Linked DNA regions of Homo sapiens: region 2 is linked to region 1. Evidence: read pairs that join two places in POLR2A ChIA-PET (ENCODE). Cell type or tissue: B cell. All regions are shown on one strand. Each heading gives the region's core, and the rest is flanking DNA. Links, peaks and the distances in the headings are about the cores only.

Region 1 (9,595 bases), core at 4,970-8,969:
CTCGTTGGGCCCACCACCCTCCAGGAAACTCCGTATGTTCAGCTATCTGGAAGCTCTTTGAACCCTGTCCTTTTGGGTTTCTATGGCGGCCTCATTACATAAGCATGATTGATTAACCCATTGGCCACTGGTGAGCAAGTGGACCTTCAGCCCCTTTCCTCTTGGTGGAAGTTGGAAGGTAGGGCTGAAAGTCCCAACCCTCTAATCATGCTTTTGGCTTTCAGGTGACCAGTCTTACTCTGAAGCTATCAGTCTACTTTAGCATACAAAAAGAAAGAACTTTGGAGATTCCAAGGATTTTAGGGGTTGTATGCCAGGAAGCAGGAGGGAAACCACATGTATATTTCAGAATATCACAGATTCAGACACTTATATACCCTTTTTCAAGGGGAGATGGGGAATGTATATAATTGTTGTGATAGGTATTAAGTCATTAGGGAGAATGGATAGATTAGGGAGGCTGAAGGCAGACATTATGGGAAGGTGAGGAGTGGAGCTGGGCAAGAACAACCATTGTCATATTTCACAGATAGAGTCCCCCAGGTAATTTCTTGGAGCTGCACTCAGAAGAATAGATGAAAAATCTGTCTTAGCATAGTAACTCCAGTCTCTGCTCTTCTCTGGTGGTTGCTCTTTCCTGGTTATTTGACCAGATTTCTTGGAAGGGAGTATTAAGACAACTGCACTTAAGCTCTCTTAGTCAGATAAGGACATTCCAGAGTCTCTCTTGGTGCTTTGGGAAAGAGGATATGAGAGGCAGGGAGAAAGGAGAAAGGTCACAGAGAGACCGTGGTTCTGAGGCTAATTTTTCAGGACTTTCAATTTCCAAAGCAGTCAGTATGGCAAAGTGTCATATTTTGGGGAATTGTTTTCTTCGACCCAACAACATTCAACCACATCAGATTGTGAATACAGCTCTCCCTGGGTATCCTCAGAGAATTGGGTCCCTGACCTCCAAGGATACCAAAATTCAAAGATGCCCCAGTCCTTAATATAAAATGGCATAGTATGTGCATACAACCTATGCACATCCTCTTGTATACAGTCATGCATTGCTTAAAGTTCTAAGAAATGCGTCAGTAGGCGATTTCATCATGTGCAGACATCATAGAGTGTGTTTACACAAAGTTAGATGGTAGAGTCTGCTACACACCTAAGGCATATGGTATATGGCCTATTGCTCCTAGGCTACAAACCTATGCATCATGTTAAGGTACTGAATATTGCAGACAATTGTAACACAATGGTATTTGTGTATCTAAACATAATGATATTTATAAGACGAACTGTAAAATTACGGTATTATAATTTTAGGGGAAGAATCTTCTTACAAGTGGCCTCTAATTAACTGAAATGTCATTATGCAGCTCATGACTGTAATTTAAATCATCTCTAGATTGCTTACAATACTTAATAAAATGTAAATGCTATGTAAAGAGTTTTTATACTGTATTTTAAAATTTTGTATTATTTTTATTGTTGTATTATTTTTTTTTGTTTTGTTTTTTCAGAATATTTTCCTTTTCTTTTCTTTGTTTTTGAGACAGGGTCTCCCTCTGTTGCCCAGGCTAGAGTGCAGTGGCGTGATCTTTGTTCACTGTAACCTTTGCTTCCCAGTCTCAAGCCATCCTCCTACCTCAGCCTCCCAAGTATCTGAAACTACCATGCCTAATGTTTGTATTTTTTGTAGAGATGGGGTATCGCCATGTTGCCCAGGGTGGTCTTGAACTCCTGAGCTCAAGTGATCCTCCCACCTCAGCCTCCCAAAGTGCGGGAATTACAGCTGTGAGCCACTGTGCCAGAGATTTTTCCAAATATTTTCAATCTATGGTTGGTTGAATTCATGAGTGCAGAACTTGAGGATTCAGAAGGCCCACTATATTATCTAGCTGAAGACTGCTTCTGCTTCACTTAGGGAAAATAAGTATTTATTAAGTAAATGGATGAGAGAACACAAAATAGTGGGGAGGCTATCACTTTATCCTCATCCTCATCCTCATCAGAAAATACATGTAATTTGGCCGGTGCGGTGGCTCATGCCTGTAATCCCAGCACTTTGGGAGGCTGAGGCAGGTGGATCACTTGAGGTCAGGAGTTAGAGACCAGCCTGGCCAACAGGGTGAAACTCCATCTCTACTAAGAATACAAAAATTAGCCGGACATGGTAGCTCACGCCTGTAGTCCCAGCTACTCAGGAGGCTGAGGCACGAGAATCACTTGAAATTGGGAGGTGGAGGTTGCAGTGAGCTGAGATCATGCCACTGCACTCCAGCGTGGGCAACAGGGTAAGACTTGGTCTCAAAAGAAAAATACATGCTCTTTGATATGCCAGTCATAACTATTTTTTTTCTTTAGAAAACTTTTCTTCCATGGCTAGAACATAGTCTTTTCAGGAATTTAAGTGTCTAACTTGCTATGCCCCATTAAGTGAATATATCCTAAATTGTATTTACTAGTAGGATTTCAATCCTTGAATTCCCGCTGATGTATATTCAGATGCATGAGAGTCCACATCTTTTCCACAATCATGTTGGATATCTATATGTAGGCCTTCTATATTTATATTTATTTGTTTTGTTATACAGTACTTCTGCAACATGAATGTTCTTTTTTTTTAGTTGACTACCTAGTTTAAAGAGAATGTTGTGACTTCATCTTTTTTTGTTTGTTTGTTTGAGACGGAGTCTCGCTCTGTGGCCTAGGGTGGAGTGCAGTGGCTGCATCTCAGCTCACCGCAAGCTCCACCTCCTGGGTTCACACCATTCTCCTGCCTCAGCCTCCTGAGTAGCTGGGATTACAGGTGCCCGCCACCACACCCGGCTAATTTTTTGTATTTTTAGTAGAGACAGGAGTCTCGCTCCTCTGTCTCTGTCTCTGTCACCATGAGACAGGGACACCATGAGACACCATGGTGACAGAGTCTCTGTCTCTGTCACCATGTTAGCCAGGATGGTCTCGATCTCCTGAGCTCGAGATCTGCCCTCCTTGGCCTCACAAAGTGTTGCGATTACAGGCCTGAGCCACCGCGCCCGGCTGTGACTTCATCTTAATGCACCTAAATTCTAATCTACTTTGAGATTTTAAATTTGAGTTTCCATAAAGACAAACAAACAAACAAAAAAAGCAAAAAAACAAGTTGCTGTTTTGTTTTCTTCTTCTTTTTTTTTTTTTTTAAGAGACAGGGTCCTGCTTTGTTGCCCAGGCTGGAGTGCAGTGGCACCATCATAGTTTACTGTAGCCTCAAATTCCTGGACTCAAGCAATCCTACTGCCTCAGCCTCCCATGTGGCCCATGTAGCTAGGACTTACAGGCACGCACCACCAACCCCAGGTAAATTTTTTATTTTTTGTAGACAGGGGGTTCTCAATATGTTGCCCAGGGCGGTCTTGAATTCTTGGCCTCAAGCTATCCTCCTGCTTTGGCCTCTCAAAGTGCTGGAATGACAGGTGTGAGCCTCCATGCCCAGCCCTGCTGTTTTTCTTTGAAAGTAAAAGAAAAAGTAAAAATAAAGTATACAAAAAGTAAAAATAGGCCAGGCGCAGTGGCTCACGCCTGTAATCCCAGCACTTTGGGAGGCCGAGGCAGGCAGATCACGAGGTCAGGAGATCGAGACCATCCTGGCTAACATGGTGAAACCCCGTCTCTACTAAAAATACAAAAATTAGCCGGGCGTGGTGGCGGGCGCCTGTAGTCCCAGCTACTCAGGAGGCTGAGGCAGGAGAATGGCGTGAACCCGGGAGGCGGAGCTTGCAGTTAGCTGAGATTGCACCACTGCACTCCAGCCTGGGCAACAGAGCAAGACTCCGTCTCAAAAAAAAAAAAAAAGTAAAAATAAAGTATAGAATATGCCAACATTTGATTATATGGGTATCCTACCAAGCTTCCTGAGTATTATCCTCTCTCGAGAGCAAAATGTGAACACCATTACTGGACAAGAGTAGCTGTGGCTTGCTTATTGTCTCAGAAACTGGGAAGAATGGAGTTTACCCAGACTATAGAACCTAAAGGAAGCAAATAACTCACTGAAAACTTAGTTCATTTTAAAGGCAGCTTTTACCTATTCAATTGATGTGCTTTTTCTTTTAAGGAAAAAGATTTCTATTGGATATGGTATATACCTGAAAAAAAGTGAGGTTTTTTTTTTTGTTTTTTGTTTTTTTTGAGATGGAGTCTTGCTCTGTCGCCCAGGCTGGAGTGCAGTGGCACAATCTTGGCTTACTGCAAGCTCCGCCTCCTGGGTTCACACCATTCTCCTGCCTCAGCCTCCCAAGTAGCTGAGATTACAGGTGCCTGCCACCACACCCAGCTAATTTTTTATTTGTATTTTTAGTAGAGACGGGTTTCACAGTGTTAGCCAGGATGGTCTCGATCTCCTGACCTCGTGATCTGCCCGCCTCAGCCTCCCACAGTGCTGGGATTACAGGCGTGAGCCACCGTGCCTGGCCAGGTTATTTTTATTGATACCTAATAGATGTACATATTTTCAGGGTACATGTGATATTGTGACACATTCATATAATAGGTAATAATCAAACTGGGGTAATTGGGGCATCCATCACATTACACAGTTATCTTTTCTTTATACTGAGAACATTCAAATTATTCTCTAATAGCTATTTTGAAATATAAAATAGATTACTATTTAATATAGTCACTGTATTGATTTATCAAATGCTAGATAGTAAATCTTCTATTTAATTGTATTTTGTACCCATTAGTGAATCTCTTTTCATCCCTTCTCCTACCTAGCCTTCTCCGCATCTAGTAGCCATCTAGCCATCAATCTACTCTCCATCCCCATGAGATCCACTTTTTAAGCTCCCAATATGAGTGAGAACACGCAATATTTGTCTTTCTGTGCTTGGCTTATTTTTCTTCAATTGTTCTAAAATTATTTTGTTTTTCCAGCACAGGAAAAAGGAGGCTTATTTTATTTAACATAATGACCTCCAGTTCCATTCAAGTTGCTGCAAATGACAGGATTTCATGCTTTTATTAATGGCTGAATATTTCATTGTGTATATATTCCACATTTTCTTTATCCATTCATCCACTGATGGGCATTTAGGTTGATTCCATATATTGGCTATTGTGAATAGTACTGCAATAAGCATGGAAGTGCAGGTATCTCTTCAGTGTTGTTTTTAATTACAGAATTTTGCCATTACTTTTTCACAGCAATGGTTCTCCAACATTAGTACCTAGACAGTACCCTATCCCCAGAGTTTTTAATTCACAGGTTTAGAATGAAGGCAAAATTTTGCATTCCTATCAAGTTCCCAGGAAGACTCTGATGCTGCTGGTTTGGGGAACACATTGGGAGAACCAGTGAGAAGTCCCAATCCCTTGCTTCATTAGTTTAAGGGAAAGGGGAGGCTGAACGTAGTGGCTCACGCCTGTAATCCTAGCACTTTGGGAGGCTGAGGAGGGAGGATCGCTTGAGCCCACGAGTTCAAGACCAGCCTGGGCAACATAGGGAAACCCTGTCTCTACAAAAACCAAAAAAATTAGCTGGGCATGGTAGCGCGCACCTGTAGTCCCAGCTACTCAGGAGGCTGAGATGGGCAAGGCTGCGGGGTAGGGGTGGGGGGAGTGGCCGTGCATAACTTGAGCCCGAGAGGTAGAGGCTGCTGTGAGCTGTGATCCTGCCATTGCACTCCAGCCTAGGTGACAGAGTGAGAGACCCTGTTTCAAAAACTAAATGAATACAAGGAAGGGGAGGTCCATGTACCCCACTTCCCCCTTCAGAAAGTTATAAATACTATACTCCAGGATCATAATTTGTAAGAACTTTGTACGATTTTTCAAAGTTTCCAATGTTCCAGAGTTAATTCTTATTAACTCTTTCCCCACTCTACTGTTTTTTGTTTGTTTGTTTGTTTTGTTTTATTTGAGAGGGAGTCTCGCTCTGTCGCCCAGGCTGGAGTGCAGTGACGCGATCTCGGCTCACTGCAAGCTCCACCTCCCGGGTTCACGCCACTCTCCTGCCTCAGCCTCCCCAGTAGCTGGGACTACAGGCGCCCGCCACCACGCCCGGCTAATTTTTTTATATTTTTAGTAGAGACGGGGTTTCACTGTGTTAGCCAGAATGGTCTCAATCTCCTGACCTCGTGATCTGCCCGCCTCGGCCTCCCAAAGTGCTGGGATTACATGCGTGAGCCACCGCGCCCGGCTGTCTACTGTTAAACCTTAAAATTGAAGAGGTCTTTGGCAGCTGGGGGGTGCAGATAAACACTCAGTAACCCTGACCACCACGTGGTTGCCTCCGGTGACAATATAGACGGTGAGAGCTTTAAAAAGAGATAGGCCAGGAGGTTCTGGCACCAGGAAGGAGAAGGTTTGGGGAGGAGCCCAGCTTTGAGAAATGGCCCTGCAGCTATGCAGTAGAAAGTTGAGTGAGAATTCCCGGAGGCCACTGATCAGATTCAACAGTGACCTGGACACAAAACCATCCCTCCTTGCTGCCCTCCCACCTCCCCCACCGAACCCTCCAGGGCCCGCCTCAGTTGCTGGGCAAGAGAGATTGTGGAACTGACCAGGCCCCTGGTTCCTTTTGTCAATTTAGGCCAAAGGGGAAATGAAAAGTTTAAATGGTCTTAAATAGAAAGCACTTTTGCTACTTTCTCTTATCTGTACCTAGGGATAATTTTCATTCCAGTTAAATTATTTGGCAGATTAACATTTTAATATGTTCCTTGTTTCATTTTCCAGTGGGCCTTTTAATAAATGTAGCTGTATCTTACAGATTATGTCAGCTATGAGATGTCCCCTCAGCTGCCTTGAGTTTTGATTTTTTTTTTCCTACTACTATCTCTACTCATCTCCAGATGGTCTTCTAACTTTATCAGGTTTTATTTCTCAAGGTCCTTTTTAGGAAAGGTAATATCAGGAGCTCCCTTGAAAACCCTACCAGGTATTTAGAGCTCAAATTTTGTAGTCCATGACTTGAGAGTTCAAATCTGGCTGTAAAACCTTGGGTAAATTACTTATTTTCTTTAAGACTGTATTCTTATATGTTAAATGCTGTCAACTATACTCACTCGATTGGGTTTCTTAGAGAATTAAATGGGAAAGCATGGCTGGGTGCGGTGGCTCATGCCTGCAATTCCAGCACTTTGGGAGGCTGAGGTGAGTGAATCGCTTGAGCCCAGGAGTTCAAAACCAGCCTGGGCAACATGGTGAAACCCCGTCTCTACCAAAAAATTCAAAAATTAGCCAGGCGTGGTGGAACGTGCCTGAAGTCCCAGCTATTCAGGAAGCTGAGTGGAAAGATAAGCTTGAGCCCAGGAGGCGGAGGTTGCAGTGAGCTGTGATCGCACCGCCACACTCCAGCCTGGGCAACAGAGTGAGTCTCAAAAAAAAAAATAAATAAATAAATAAATAAAAAGAGAGAGATAGAAAGCATGTAAAACACTTAGCACTGATGCATTGTTAATGATAAAATGATAATAACCTGCATTATTACTTTTGTTGTTAAGCGATGCTTCACTCCTTTTTCCTCCCACTCTCCAAACAATCTGAATAGCTTCCACCAGAAGAAACTGAGTTTTGTCTAAAATCATTATGTGTCACCCTCTGACTGAAAGTTCTTTTGTGTTTTGTGAATCGCAGTAGATCTAAACCCAGTGCAAATGTCTTAGCTTGTGTCCTTGGATTCTTATTCAAGCAGAGCAAGTCAGGGTGCTAGCAGGGAGGCAACTAAAAGTGGTCTTCTCCTTTCTGCGGGTAACAAAAAAATAGATAAATAAGAGGCATAGGTATCTAGTTGAAGACATAAGCCCACAAGAAAAGCTAACTTATTTAAAGATAAATCTGATCATATAATCTGTCTGCTAAAAACACTCTCAAGAGTACTCTCAAGTACCCTATGCCTGCCTCCATCTACCAGTTTTTTCAACAATACTTATCCTCCTTGGTTTATGCCTTTGAGATACTCCAAGATCAAGCCCGTTCCTTTCCTCCAAGGAGAACTAATCTTGGGTCACTTTCATTGGCTTAGCTGAGATCATTCACTTTTGGGGTTTTCTTATTTTCCCTCTGCCCCGCAACACACAAATAAATAAGTGCCCTGTCTCTATTTGCCATTAACACTCTCTCAAGAACTCTCACTTGACTCTGTACTTATTGGTTAAGTTGTGAGTTTTCTAGACACCTAGCACTCTATCTGGAAGTAGGTGCGTAATAAGCACAACTTTAGTGACTGCAGCTAGCTGACTAGCAACAGGCAGGTTGCCTCTGGCTCAGTCTGGAAGGCCCTGGCCCTAATGTGCCTTCAGGGAAAGGGCGGGTCCAACTGGGGAAACAATATCTAATATTTGTGCTTTTATTTGTCAACTTATTTTAAAACCCAGGTTCATTTTTTGAATTTGTTTTGACAGCATTCCTAAGATTTTTAATACTTTGATTAGAAATGTTCTAAGTTTTAGAAATTAATTAGACAGGCCAGGCGTGGTGGCCCACGCCTGTAATCCCTAAACTTTGAGAGGCCGAGGCGGGTGGATCACCTGAGATCAGGAGTTTGAGACCAGCCTGGCCAACATGGTGAAACCCCATCTCTACTAAAAATACAAAATTTAGCCAGGCGTGGTGGTGCATGCCTGTAATCCCAGCTACTCGGGAGGCTGAGGCAGGAGAATCACTTAAACCTGGGAGTCGGTGGCTGCAGTGAGCCAAGATCGCGCCACTGCACTCCAGCCTGGGTGACTGAGCGAGACTCTATCTCAAAAAAAAAAAAAAAAAATTTCATAAATTACTATCAAATTGCATGATAATAATAAAGTACTTGGGAGAGCCTTGGTAAACTTAGCACAACAACACAGAAAGCACCTTTGTAATTCAAAAGCTGTCCAGAAATACCTGCTTGTTTCCCAGATGGGAAGGGCCTGACTAAACTTCCAGAAAATGTGACTAAACATATATATGTCAGGAATTGAAAACTATTAGCAATGAACATTATGTACCATCTAAGGCTTACGTTTAAGACTAATGTTTATTTCCAGTTTTTTTCTGAGTACTCTGTAGATTCCCAAGTTAAAAATTACTGTAGTTTCTCAAATCAGTTTGTCTCCTAATGGGATGATTTAAGGTGGGAAACACACATATATAATTTGAAAAACTCAGTGCGGGAAGTAACTCTCCCTGAGTCTATGGGTTAAACTTTCTGTTAACCCTGTTCAACTGGTTTTATAAGGCTTTCAGAAGGGGTCCTGCTGCTGCTAGTGCAGGCAGTTAAAAATAGTATGGAGAACAAGGGCTTGGGGGAAGTCTGAGTCCAATCCTAGCATTTTGTTGATTTAATATTTCTGTTTTTTAGATGAGACAATTTAAGCACATGACCGAGAGGCCAAGTTGGAGACCAGGTTTAGAAGAGAAAAACTTTCACTTGACTCCTAATTTGTACTCAGTGACACATTAACGACAATGTAAGTGAAAGCAGGGAACTAAGGGTGGGTCAGGTTAGGTGGGAGACCAGGAGTTGTTATTCTAGTGTTATGGTAATTTCATGAATTTACTTTTGCTTCTCGATCTTCTTTTTGAGTAGTAAAAGAGGTTTCATGCCTCCAGTGAAATTACTATTTTTAAGCAGAGTTCTATC
Region 2 (12,080 bases), core at 3,852-7,851, 400 kb before region 1:
AAATTGCAATCATGAAACCCAAGGCAGGAAACAATCTTAGTTGTATTTGTCAAAGTGATGAGCACTAGGTATCAGTGAAGTGGGTGGGTCATATCCCAGAGAATGGTCACTGCTCATGAGTCAGGTGGTTGCTTTCTGGAACTCTTTCCCCCAGCCTCTCAGTAAGTGGATAAAAAAGCTTCCTAGAGAAACATCTGCTTAATAGTGTGAACTGTGGAGCCAACTGCATGGATTCAAATCCCAACATCACCCCTTACTAGTGGAGTGAGTGGAGTGACCTCAGTTAAGGCATTTGATCTCTCTGTAGCTTAGTTTTCTTGTCTGTGAACTGGTGGTAATAATCATACTTAAGTAATAGGGTGGTTGTGGATCTTAATGATTTAGGATATAAAGCATGTAGACATGTCCCTGGCAGATTGTAAGTGCTACCATAATTGATCTATTAGTTATGGAGGCAGAGTCCAGTCATAAAGCAGAGTACTGGCAAAAGTGAAATTGGGTACAAAGGCTCTGAGCTCCAGATAGTGTTGCACATGGGGCAGGAGACTGGGGCTCTGTGAAGAAGAGTGTCTGAAATTGACACACCCAGAGCTAATTGTCTGGAGTACAGGGTCAAGGCCCTGAACATATGTATATTCTTAGAGCTAAGGTTCCCACTAATCTTTGCATGCATTCCCTGTGTATATTGATGAATTGATGAGTTTCCACTTAGTTTCTTCTTCTTTTCTTTTCTTTTCTTTTTTTTTTTTTTTGAGAGAGAGTCTTGCTCTTTTACCCAGGCTGGCCTGCAGTGGCACAGTCTTGGCTTTCTGAAACCTCTGCCTCCCGGGTTCAAGCGATTCTCCTGTCTCAGCCTCCTGAGTAGCTGGAATTGCAGGTGCCCACCACCACACCCGGCCAATTTTTTTTTTTTTTTTTTTTTTAAGTAGAGACAGGGTTTCAGCATGTTGGTCAGGCTGTTTTCAAACTCCTGACCTCAAGTGATACGCCTGCCTCAGCCTCTCAAAGTGTTAGGATTACAGGCATGAGCCACCGCGCCCAGCCTCCACCTGGTTTCTGATGTGAATTCTTTTTCATTCTCCCTCAGGGTTGGAGCCCTTCTTGGAGTTCTCATCCCATTGGCTGTCTACATCTTTTCTATCAAGACCATACACATAAGGATAACACATGAGCCTCCTAAGGGCTTTGACAGGGTAAAGAAGGAACTTGAGTTGGGACTGAAGTCTGAACAATTATAAGGAGAAGTTAAACATTTTTTTTTTTTTGCCATTTAAAATTTTCTCATGTCCTTTTGATTGCACATCTTTGTGTAACTAGGAAATCAGAAATTAGGGTTATTCTGGAACTCAGCCCACACCTACCTTTCTAGAATTTTTTTCCCATGACCATTCTACCAGTACCTTAAATGTGTCTAAAACCAGTCTATTTGCCATCCCCCAAGCATACTTAAGAAAACTGTGGGCCGGGCGCGGTGGCTCATGCGGGCGGATCATGAGGTCAGGAGATCGAGACCATCATGGCTAACACGGTGAAACCCCGTCTCTACTAAAAATACAAAAAATTAGCCATGCCTGGTGGCAGGCGCCTGTAGTCCCAGCTACTTGGGAGGCTGAGGCAGGAGAATGGCGTGAACCTGGGAGGCGGAGCTTGCAGTGAGCCGAGATCGCGCCACTGCACTCCAGCCTGGGCAACAGAGCGAGACTCCGTCTCAAAAAAAAAAAGAAAAAAGAAAACCGTGGAATGATGATTCTCTCCTGAACTTTTGGCCATTCCTCTTCCTCTGCTCTCACATATCTCACAGTGAGACCTTAACTATCTCTGAAGCTTTCTTGTAATATGTTAGAGGGCCTCCACGAACATGCCATTTTTTTGTTGTTGTTTAGACCAGTGATTCTCAAATGTGCACACAAATCACCTACGGAATCATGGTCGAATGCACATTACGATTCTGGGGATCCTGTATAGGGCCCGACAATCTAATTTTGTATCACTCCCAGCTGGTGTTGATTCTGTGGGTCCTTGTGCCAATTCCAAGACTTTCCTAAATTGATCCTATATCACAGTTATCCCTATGCCATTTCTCCAATTATGTCTTGAGCTAGTTGATGGTGGCATTAGTACATATATACATGTTTATATCCTCCCAAATGCCTGGCACATCTTCTCCCATATTGCTGGTGCTCAATAAATATTTGAGGAATTTGCAATAAATGCTTAAACGTTCTGTTTCGTATCAGAGTGGGCTTATAGACAGAACTTGTCTTCTCCCTTACCTCTCACCTCAACCCTGGACCCCATCTGTCACTAGAAGGATTCTCCTTCAGATTAAAATGTTAATGATTTGAAGTGTTACCCGTATCAATAATATTTGCATAGAAAAAAAGATCACCTGCACATATGATACACCATAGTCTTTGCAATGCTTCTCTTGTTCCCCTAGGTAATTAATTTCATAGCATCTTGCTGAGAGGCATAGCTCTCCTGGGTATATCTGAGCCAAGGGAGATGTGCTCCTGCCACAGAGTGCTATTTAGAAGTCTCATAGACTAAAAATTCTTTACTATCTGGATATCAGAATTATATAGAGATTTATAATTCTTTAGCTGCCTTGGCTTCTGAGTAACCCCTCACCCCATCTGGTAACCTGGAGGTGGTATTACTTTGCAGTACAGGCTTCACAATTTCCTGCTAGTCCTGGAACTTCAGTAGGCATGCTGATTTTAATCATCTCCATGTTGCACATAGCATCACATGATGTGTTCAGTCTTGGGAAAGGAAAAAAAAAATCCTTCCTAATCCTTCTTGGTGGAATTGCCATCTCTGTCCTCCCCGTGCTTCTCATGAAGCTTGTGCTGTGTTCTGCTGCAGTTGCTGCTTTTGAGACCTTGTAGTCATTGCACAACCAGCTCTCTATCCATGGCTTTATGTCAGTTAATTCTGAAATTGCTGGGAAGAGAGGGATGAATCAATTCACTTTCCACAGAAGGTCACCGATTTTAATTTTCTTTATTATCTGAACTATGGCTTGCTGGAGAGATCTTTCTGGCACACCAGGGACCTCTTTCATCCAATTATCTTTCTGACCACTCAGCTCTCCAGCCTGTACTCCTCTCTGTGGCACATGGCTCTGTTATAGTCTAAACATACAAAGGAACTGGACTCTCATGATGGGATTCTGGGACCTTTAACACTTAAGCAGTAAAGACATATTTGAACAGAGGAGTCTTCCCAGGCTCTTCAGCTTACTCCATGTGGCCAATTGTTCCCTACACCTATGCCTAAGTTGCACCCTGACCAGATGAGGCCATCTGATTGAATGAATCATAACTTTGGGAGCTACTTTGTCGAGTAGCCTCACGGAAACATTTCCAAATGTAGTTTTTTCTCAGGTTACTTAGAGGCTCTCGCCTGGAGCCACAGACTTTTAGAGCTACATGTGATACAGCATGTAGGGCAATTTGCAAATAGACTATTACAGAGTGAGACAGAGAGGCCTTTGGTGCACTCTTCTTTAGAGATCACTTGCCCATCATCTCAATCCTCCTGTGTCAACCTTAGTTTTTATTCTGGCTACTTTAGTAATTATTTGCCCTCACACAAAACACATGCATTTTTGTGTTTGTGGATGAGTGGATCAATATTACACTTCATTCTACTTTGTGGGGTAGCATTAGGCTGTCACTCAGAGTCATTTACAATGACCTATCTTTAAAAAGGACATGTTCAGGTTATGGGCAAAGGCTCATCTGAAACCCTAGAAATTGTAGATGGAGACTATTTCACAGGATGTTTGAGAGAGGACACCCTGGGTTAATTATTAGAAGTCTGGGGCAATAGCTATCATGTAGAGTGTTTCAGAAATTAACTTAATGTGAGAATAGAGGTCACCTGATTGCTGAAGTGTAAGGACAGGTGGCATATGGGCCCAAATTTGGCTTCAATTTCCCTTCAAAGTTAATGAGTGTTGCAGGTGCTTATCTAATCATGGCATTTGGACCAGTATGTTTTGCACATTCAGGGCTTTGTAATGAGATGCAATGTTTATTTTCTATACTCTTCCCCACAGACTGCAAAAATACCCTTTGCTCAACCCTGTCTAATCATTGCAAGTGTCAACAGTCAAAGCTAATGACAGAAGGTAGGTTTATGGGGCAGTAACCCTGCCTACTTGGCATAAAAGATCCATTCCCAGAAAAAAGGTTTAAGCAATCACGTGAACTTCAGTCTAACTAAAGGAGCTTCCGTGGGTTGGTGATTTTAAAATAATGATTTTTTGATCAGGTTTTGTAGTTAATGTTTGAGTGTAGATAGGTGGAGGAAGGTTGCAGTTGATGGCTATTTAATTAAGTGTATAGAACATGAGTCTTAGCCTTATCTCTTTCAAGATTAAGCATAAACCTCCTGTGTGTTTCTCTCTCCACCGAAACACTCAGTGGTCAGGTTAAATTAAGTTTTCTTTATTAAACATTTACCAAATATCTGCTAAGTTCCAGGTGTTGCGTTACACCTTTGAGAGTCAAAGATAAAGAAGTATGAAATGGACCTTAACACTTCTCTATTGGATTCTGAATTCCTGCATCATAGTTGGCCTTGAGCATGATTCACATACCTGGCTACTCAATGCAGGCTGTTGCAGAGTTGTCTGCATAAGAATTATCTTGAGAACTCGTTAAATATACAGGTTTGGGGGCCACAATCCCAGATATTCTGGTGTAATATACCTGGAAAGAAATACAGGCATCGATATGTTTTTTTTAAAAAGGTTCAGTGGTATTTTTTAAAAATGTATTTATTTGTATCTTTATTTCATCTCCCTGGTCAGCTTGAACTATCCAAGGTCATAAGAGTTGTACTTAAATACCCTTCTAATATTATAGTTTTGTTCAATTTCCTTATTTTTTAAATAGCTTTTGCTTCACATATTTTTTAATATTTTTTATTTTTTTGCAATTTTCAAGTGTACAATATACTATTATTAAATATAGTTACCATGACATAAAATAGATATCTTGAACTTACTCTTTCTGTCTAGATAAAAATTTGTATCTTTTGACCAACATTTCCTCAACCCCATCCCCACTTTCCCGAGCCTTTGGTAATCAACATTTTACTCTCTACTTCTATGAGCTCAACTTTTTTAGATTCCACATATAAGTGAGAACATACGGTATTTGTCTTTTTGTGCCTAGCTTATTTCACTTAACGTAATGTCCTTCAGGCTCATCCATGTTGTTGTAAGTGACAGGATTTTCTTATTTTTAAAGGCTGAATAGTATTCCATTGTGCATTTTGATCACATTTCTTTATCCATTCATCTGCTGATGGACACTTAGGTTGATTCCATATCTTGGTATTACGTGTAAGCTTTTGTTAAATTAACCCTGAATGCAAGGTAGAATTCTTTGGATGGTTTTTTTTTTTCCTGAGACAGAGTCTCACTTTATCACCTAGGCTGGAGTGCAGTGGTGTGATCTTGGCTCACTGCAACCTCTGTCTCCCAGGTTCAAGCAATTCTCCTGCCTCAGTCTCCTGAGTAGCTGGGACTGCAGGCATGTGCCACCACTGCTGGCTAATTTTTTTTTTTTTTTTTTTTTTTTGAGGCATAGTCCCACTCTGTTGCCCAGGCTGGAGTACAGATCTCAGCTCATTGCAACATCTGCCTCCCGGGTTCAAGTGATTCTCCTGCCTCAGCCTCCTGAGTAGCTGGGTCTACAGGCATCTGCCACCATGCCTGGCTAATTGTTTTTGTATTTTTGATAGAGATGGGGTTTCACCATGTTGACCAGGCTGGTCTTGAACTCCTGGCCTCAAGTGATCCACCCACCTTGGCCTCCTAAAGTGCTGGGATTACAGGTGTGAGCCATCATGCCCAGCCTCTGGACAGCATTTAAAAACAGCTGATACCAGGTCTCCACTCCACAGCAATTAAATCAGAAACTGTAGACACTGGGTCTTGGGCATTGACATTAAAAAAAAAAATTCTCCAAAGCATGATGATTGGGTTTTCATGCTAATGTGTGAAATGTGCCTCCCTCAAACCTTGTTACGACAAATAAAATTCTCCCCAGGTGATTCTAATATGAGTCGAGTTGCGACCCCTTGGAGCAGCTGTTTGCTGTTGATGACATAAAGCAAGGAGAGCTGCTGTCTTCTGGGACCCAGCATGTGCTTTTTGACCATTTCTTCCGTTTGTGTGATTATTTCAAATTTTCGAAGTGCTGTTATGTGTCTACATAACACCTTGCAAGCCCCTGGAAGAGACCTTAGAGACTGGCTACACCAGGAGTCAGGAACCCTGGAAAGGGCTAGATAGTAAATATTTTAGGCTTTGTGGACCATATGTCATAACTACTCAGCGGCTGTAGAGTAAGAGCAGCCATAGACAATATGTAAATGAATGGGCGTGGTGTGTTCCAGCAATCTTATTTACAAAACCGGTTGTGAGCTGGATTTTTACCCCTAGCTGTTGTTACTTGCTAACCCATGGTCTACACCAACACTCTGATCTCATCCATGAGGAAACTGCCGTCCACTGGGCGATGTGATTTGACTCAGATCTCAAGGGTAGGAAAGGGCAAACTGGGCTTGAAGTTCAGGTATTTCGACTTAAAACACATAAAAAAAAAACCTCTCCTAAATCTACAATTGGTGAATAGTGTTCTTAAAAATTAAACCATTAAAAGGAGGGTCTTCTCATCTCTACCTTTTGTGTTTCCCTGGCTTTATGGTGCTATGATATGCTGTGTACGTTTCCACTCTCTCCAGATTGTAAGCTCTTCCATAGTAGAGCCTGGGCTTTCTTCAGTGCCACATTCCCACCAGTCTGGGGCAAAGCAGTGCCTGTACCTGTTAGCGTGCTGAATATACTGCAGCCTGAGCATGTGGAGCTCAGTTTCATGTGTTTATTTCAAGACAACAGGGCTGACTGGGCTTCCGGTCATTTCCGGTGATTTCTGGAAGTATCTTTTGATAATATCTAGCCCACTTGCTTGTGTTCTTTATAACTTCAAATAATGTTTATATAATGACAGAAAAAGTTTGGAGATTGTGGCAGTGGGATAAAGCACAGATTAGATGTCTAATTACTTTTAAAAAGTTGACTTTCAAGTTTGGCCAAAAAAAAAAAAAAACACTGTAAGAAATCGAGTTTGAACAGGATTCTTTGCAATATTATTTTCTTTTCGATTTTCTTCTGTGCAGGCTTGCAGTAAAGTATATATGCAATATGTTACTCTTGTCTGTCACATTCAGAAACCTGCCCCCCAACCCCCTCTTCTGTGCAGTCTCTCCAGTTTGACCTTGAGAAGTACTGTTTACAATTCAGTGAACCTGGGTCTCTCCCTTCTTGCTTCAAGCTCAGCAAATGGACAAGAAAAACCTGCAGAACTCGTTCAGCAATTTCAGACTATAAACAAGTAATCCAGAGGGAATAAGGGAATGACTGCAATTAAAGTCTTCTCTCCCAAGGTTGTCAACACTCTAGGTTGAGCAGTGGCCTGAGAAAGTTGCTCATTTCTCAGACAGGCTTGCTTAATGCAAGGTGCAATGGGCTATTATCTAATGTACCTTGCTTTATCAGAACACACATTTCTCTCTGTGTCTCTGTCTCTCTCTCTCTCACACACACACACACACACACACACACACACACACATATCTTCCATATTCACATATAAACACACACAGTTGCTATTGTCTCAGTCTGGATATAGTGGAAGGTGGAATATTATGATCTTACAAGGGAAAAAAAGCTTTTAAAGGGCAATTCAGGGCTGGGCGCAGTGGCTAATGCCTGTAATCCCAGCACTTTGGGAGGCTGAGGCCGGAGGATCACAAGGTCAGGAGATGGAGACCATCCTGGCTAACACCGTGAAACCCTGTCTCTACTAAAAATACAAAAATTAGCCGGGCATGTTGGCGGAATTAGCCGGGCATGGTGGCGGGCGCCTGTAGTCCCAGCTACCGGGGAGGCTGAGGCAGGAGAATGGTGTGAACCTGGGAGGCGGAGCTTGCAGTGAGCTGAGATTGCGCCACTGCACTCCAGCCTGGGAAACAGAGCGAGACTCCGTCTCAAAATAAATGAATAAATAGCAATTCAGGCCGAGCGCGGTGGCTCATGCCTGTAATCCCAGCACTTTGGGAGGCTGAGGTGGGCAGATCACAAGGTCAGGAGATCAAGACCATCCTGGCTAACATGGTGAAACCCCATCTCTACTAAAAATACAAAAAATTAGCCGGGTGTGGTGGCAGTTGCCTGTAGTCCCAGTTACTTGGGAGACTAAGTCTCAGGAGAATCACTTGAACCCGGAGGCAGAGGTTGCAGTGAGCACACTAGCCTGGGTGACAGAGTGAGACTCCATCTTAAAAAAAAAAAAAAAAAAAGGCAAGGCAATTCAATCTGGGGCAGAGTGGCTCAAATGCTTGGGAATTAAACAGAAAGGACAATTTAGTCAACAAATACAGGGTGGCTGTAATGTCATATGATATAATTTTCATATAGCACAGAGCTACATGATTTCATTTATAAATTTTGTACTATGATTCTTTCAGAGATACAAAAGAAATAGACAACATGGTTTCTGACTTCTAGTATCTGGCAATTATTTGAGGAGAAAGCACACTGAATATGTATGTTATTGAAGGAATGGATAATGTACATATTTAAGGAAATGATGAAGACCCCAGATGGATGGAACAGATAACACCTTTTAAACTGATTCAGAGTACAGAACTTTCAGGGTAGAAGGCAATGGCGAGGAGAAGATAGTATTCGACTTAGGTCTTGAGGGATGGATTTGGATGGCAGAATGAAAGGTGAAGACCATGCCAAGTTCAAGCCTGAACAGCAGAAGTGGGGATGAAGTGTACCATCTGGCTGGGGTAGTGCCTTTTCCTGGGGGGTGGTGGTGCCTTCATTGCAGAGTAAGGTGGAAGTGCTTGTGAGAAACTGAATAATGGCACGGTCAATTTTGTGGGCTTGGGTTCAAGACCTAGCTCTGCCACATTCTATCAGTAACTTGGGAAAATTAGCTTAATTTCCCTGAAACTCTTGTTCCTCTTCTGTAAAATGGGGTAATAAAATTGTCCACCTCATAGGTTATTTTGAAGATTAAACAGGATAATACATGTTAATGTGCAATGCTTGGCACATAGTAAGCATCCAACAGGTAAGAACTATTAAATTATGGCAAATCCTGAATGTCAAAAGAAATTATAAATTTCCCGATGTACTAGCATTCATCTTTTCTAAGTATTTGCATGTCACATAAAAATTTCTTCTCAGCCTATCACTTTTTTTTCTCTCCTGTCCCTGGTCCAAGCAATGTTGTCCACATCCTGAAGAACTGCTCCATGAGCCCACAGTAGGACACTCTGAGGCCTGGCTCACCAGACTACATATCATGAGTGAGCACTTGGAAGTTCTAATCTGAGTGATACGGATGACATGTTCTCTGTGCCTTTGAATATCTAGTTTCTCATCTATAACACGATCTTTGAAGCTATACAAGGAGAGAATCAATATCACCTGATCACCATCTTTCGCCCTTTGAAAGGCATAAAATTCTAAGTAAGAATACTACACATCATGCTGTGTATTTTACTGCATGCATGCTAAGCCTTTACCAAACATTTTTAAAGGAAAAGAAGAATAAATTAGGATAGGAGCATTCAAAGGAACCCATAAGATGTCCCCTTAAAGAAAGGATTTATGGATAAGGAAACAAAAGCCCAGGTGGCCGATGTGATATACTTGTGGTCACACAGAGGAGGAAGTCTCCTGAAGCAAACTCAAGGGCGCTTTGTACATCATACTAATCCTACTTGTTGATTTATAAAAGTATTAGCTTCTTTATTTTCTCCTTAATTAGGACAGAGAGTAATTATCATTATTGGGTCCAGAAAGAATTATGCCAATGTTCCAAGATTGTGCATGGAACATTTGTTATGCAAACTGCTGCCCTTCACACATAGAGAGTCCCCATAGGCTATGTCCTCCTCCCTGGGGCTGCCAATGTGTCTAAATTGCTGGGAGCATCTCCCCCAGGCTTATGAACATGAGCTGCTCCTTTGATGGGATTTTGATGGCCATGAAATATCATTTAGGAGAGGGGTTAATGCCTTTTTTGTTGTTGATCTTTCACCTTCAGGGAGCATGAGCCTCTGAGAGATCTGCTTTCACGCCATATTCACAGAAAGGTTTTGCTCAGCCTGAGCCAGGCGGTTGCTGACTGCCAGGGCCAGCGTGTGCCGACTGCTGCTGTGTTTCCCAGCGCTGCCAGCAGGATCTTATTCTTTGTATCTGCACCTCCCAAACAATTCTTCCGGGGCAGCTTTGTCTGTGCCCCTCTGCTGGGCTGAAGGGCTGGTGCTTAGGGATGCATGCATCCCGCCCTTTGCCCTCATGTCTGAGCTGTTCGAATCTGATTTCCAGGGCAATTGCAGTTTGGCGGCTCCCCGGGGCATCCTCTTGAGTGGCTGCTCTGCTGTTACTGTTTGGGAGGCCTCGGAAACTCCCTTGGGTAGTTTGTCAGATGGTCTGATGAGAATAGCAGGAGCCTGTTTTCCATAGTCAGATTGTCATTTTCATCATCATTTTTGTTGTTGAGTTTCCCTTTTTAAAAAATAAAATCATAAAACAGACATACTCTTTTCTAAACAAGTGTAGACTTTTACCATGAGGGTTGGAAGGGGCCTCACTGAGTAAATACCTCTTCTCTCACCCTCGTGTGATGGCTTCTTTGTTTTGAACTTGGGTGTGCCCAAGTGGTTTTACAACCTCCCTTGGGTATCAACAGTCCTTATCCTCTCACCATCTGATCTCTCTTCCTGCTTCTGGTCCTCAGAGGGTGGTCAGACAGTGCTCCCAAGAATGGGTTGAGGTTCTGAAGGTATGTGGGCACCTAAAGATCCTAAGCTGTCAAAATGACTGCTGTCCAGGAGAAACTGACCAGACCTAAGGTTCAATCTGGGGAAACTTGACGCAATAACAATTAGCAAGTACTAGGCATTTTGCTGTGTATCAGGCCTGGAGATCAGCAGTTTACGTGAGTGATTTTCACACATTCCAAGAAATAGTTTCTTCCATTATTTCCACTTTACAGGTGAGAATATTGAGGCTCTGAAAGGCTAAATGACTTGGCTGAAGCCACATACTTAGTGGCAGAGTCAGAATTCAGTCTCTAAGGCTTTTGAATTCCAGAACTCATACTTTTAGCCATGATGGTATACAGATTTAGTTCTGGGGTCTGGAGACCATTGACAGTCTTGGAAATAAACTGTGTCTCAATATAAATAAAGGACAGATATGGTTGTGTTCAGTTCTTGGACACATTCCTTCGAACTCCAAAGGACAAGAGGTTAACCTCATGACTTTGATAGAAAACAGAAGACAGGTTGTGAGGTTTCTTGGGTAATTCTGGGTATTTGGACACCTGTTCAGTTATTCTTGGATTCTGTGATGGGGGGTGGGGGGAATATGGGGAGGCTGAGGTCATTATTGCAAAAACCATTTCCTGAGCGCTTGACTTCAGGAAATGCTGTAGCATTAAAAATACCCATTGTGTGGGAGTGATAGAAGCATGACTCACGTTTAGCAATTGTGTCCATAGGTCACAAAGGATTTGGGGAACACAGGAGATATTCACACAAGACTGTGTCTGTGGGTGGTTCATTAAGAAATTTTTAGTAGGTTGAGAAGCATGGTCGCATTTCAAAAGGAGTGACATTTAAGATTCTCCATGGAAGCTATGAGACTTGGCTCATCATTCATACATTGATTAACAAATGTCAATTGTCCGCCTACTAAGTGCAGGTCCTTGTACTGGGTGCTTTGGGATTTTGCAAGAGGAATAAAGCGTGGCTCTTGCCCTTTAGTGCAGTGTTTATGAAGTGGTGACAATGAAATAGGCTGCTTTTAAAATTTCCCCTTTTTTCCCCCTTGACACTTTGACAAAAGGAAGACTATCCCTTAAAGAAAGACATTTTGTTTTATTTTCCAGGACAAATACTATCAAAAAATCAGGTTTGTTAACTCTCAGGCCTTGTGCCTAGGAAAATATGATTATCAGGATAAAAGATTC

What was found. ChIA-PET counts read pairs that join two places held together with the same protein. Peaks named below come from ENCODE experiments on the same cell type or tissue, not always from the same donor. Only the 100,000 strongest peaks of a DNase experiment are listed, where the experiment ranks them.
Region 2: POLR2A ChIA-PET joins it to region 1 with 9 read pairs; 22 of 35 experiments call an interaction of 5 or more read pairs at or near these places.

Annotation. Positions count from the first base shown.
Region 1 is chr12:92,147,421-92,157,015 of GRCh38, reverse strand. The region is part of intron 2 of BTG1-DT (BTG1 divergent transcript); the gene reads right to left. Among named protein-coding and RNA genes, the nearest start is that of BTG1-DT, 6.1 kb to the right of the region's middle. In B cell, for the core only: no CTCF peak of the experiment used is centred there; a DNase peak (open chromatin) is centred at 7,225; H3K4me3 peaks cover 2,347 bases; H3K27ac peaks cover 4,000 bases.
Region 2 is chr12:92,538,886-92,550,965 of GRCh38, reverse strand. It overlaps the pseudogene LOC124903118. Among named protein-coding and RNA genes, the nearest start is that of LINC02397, 78 kb to the right of the region's middle. RefSeq lists silencers at 3,247-3,447, 6,393-6,532 and an enhancer at 11,818-11,867. In B cell, for the core only: no CTCF peak of the experiment used is centred there; no DNase peak of the experiment used is centred there.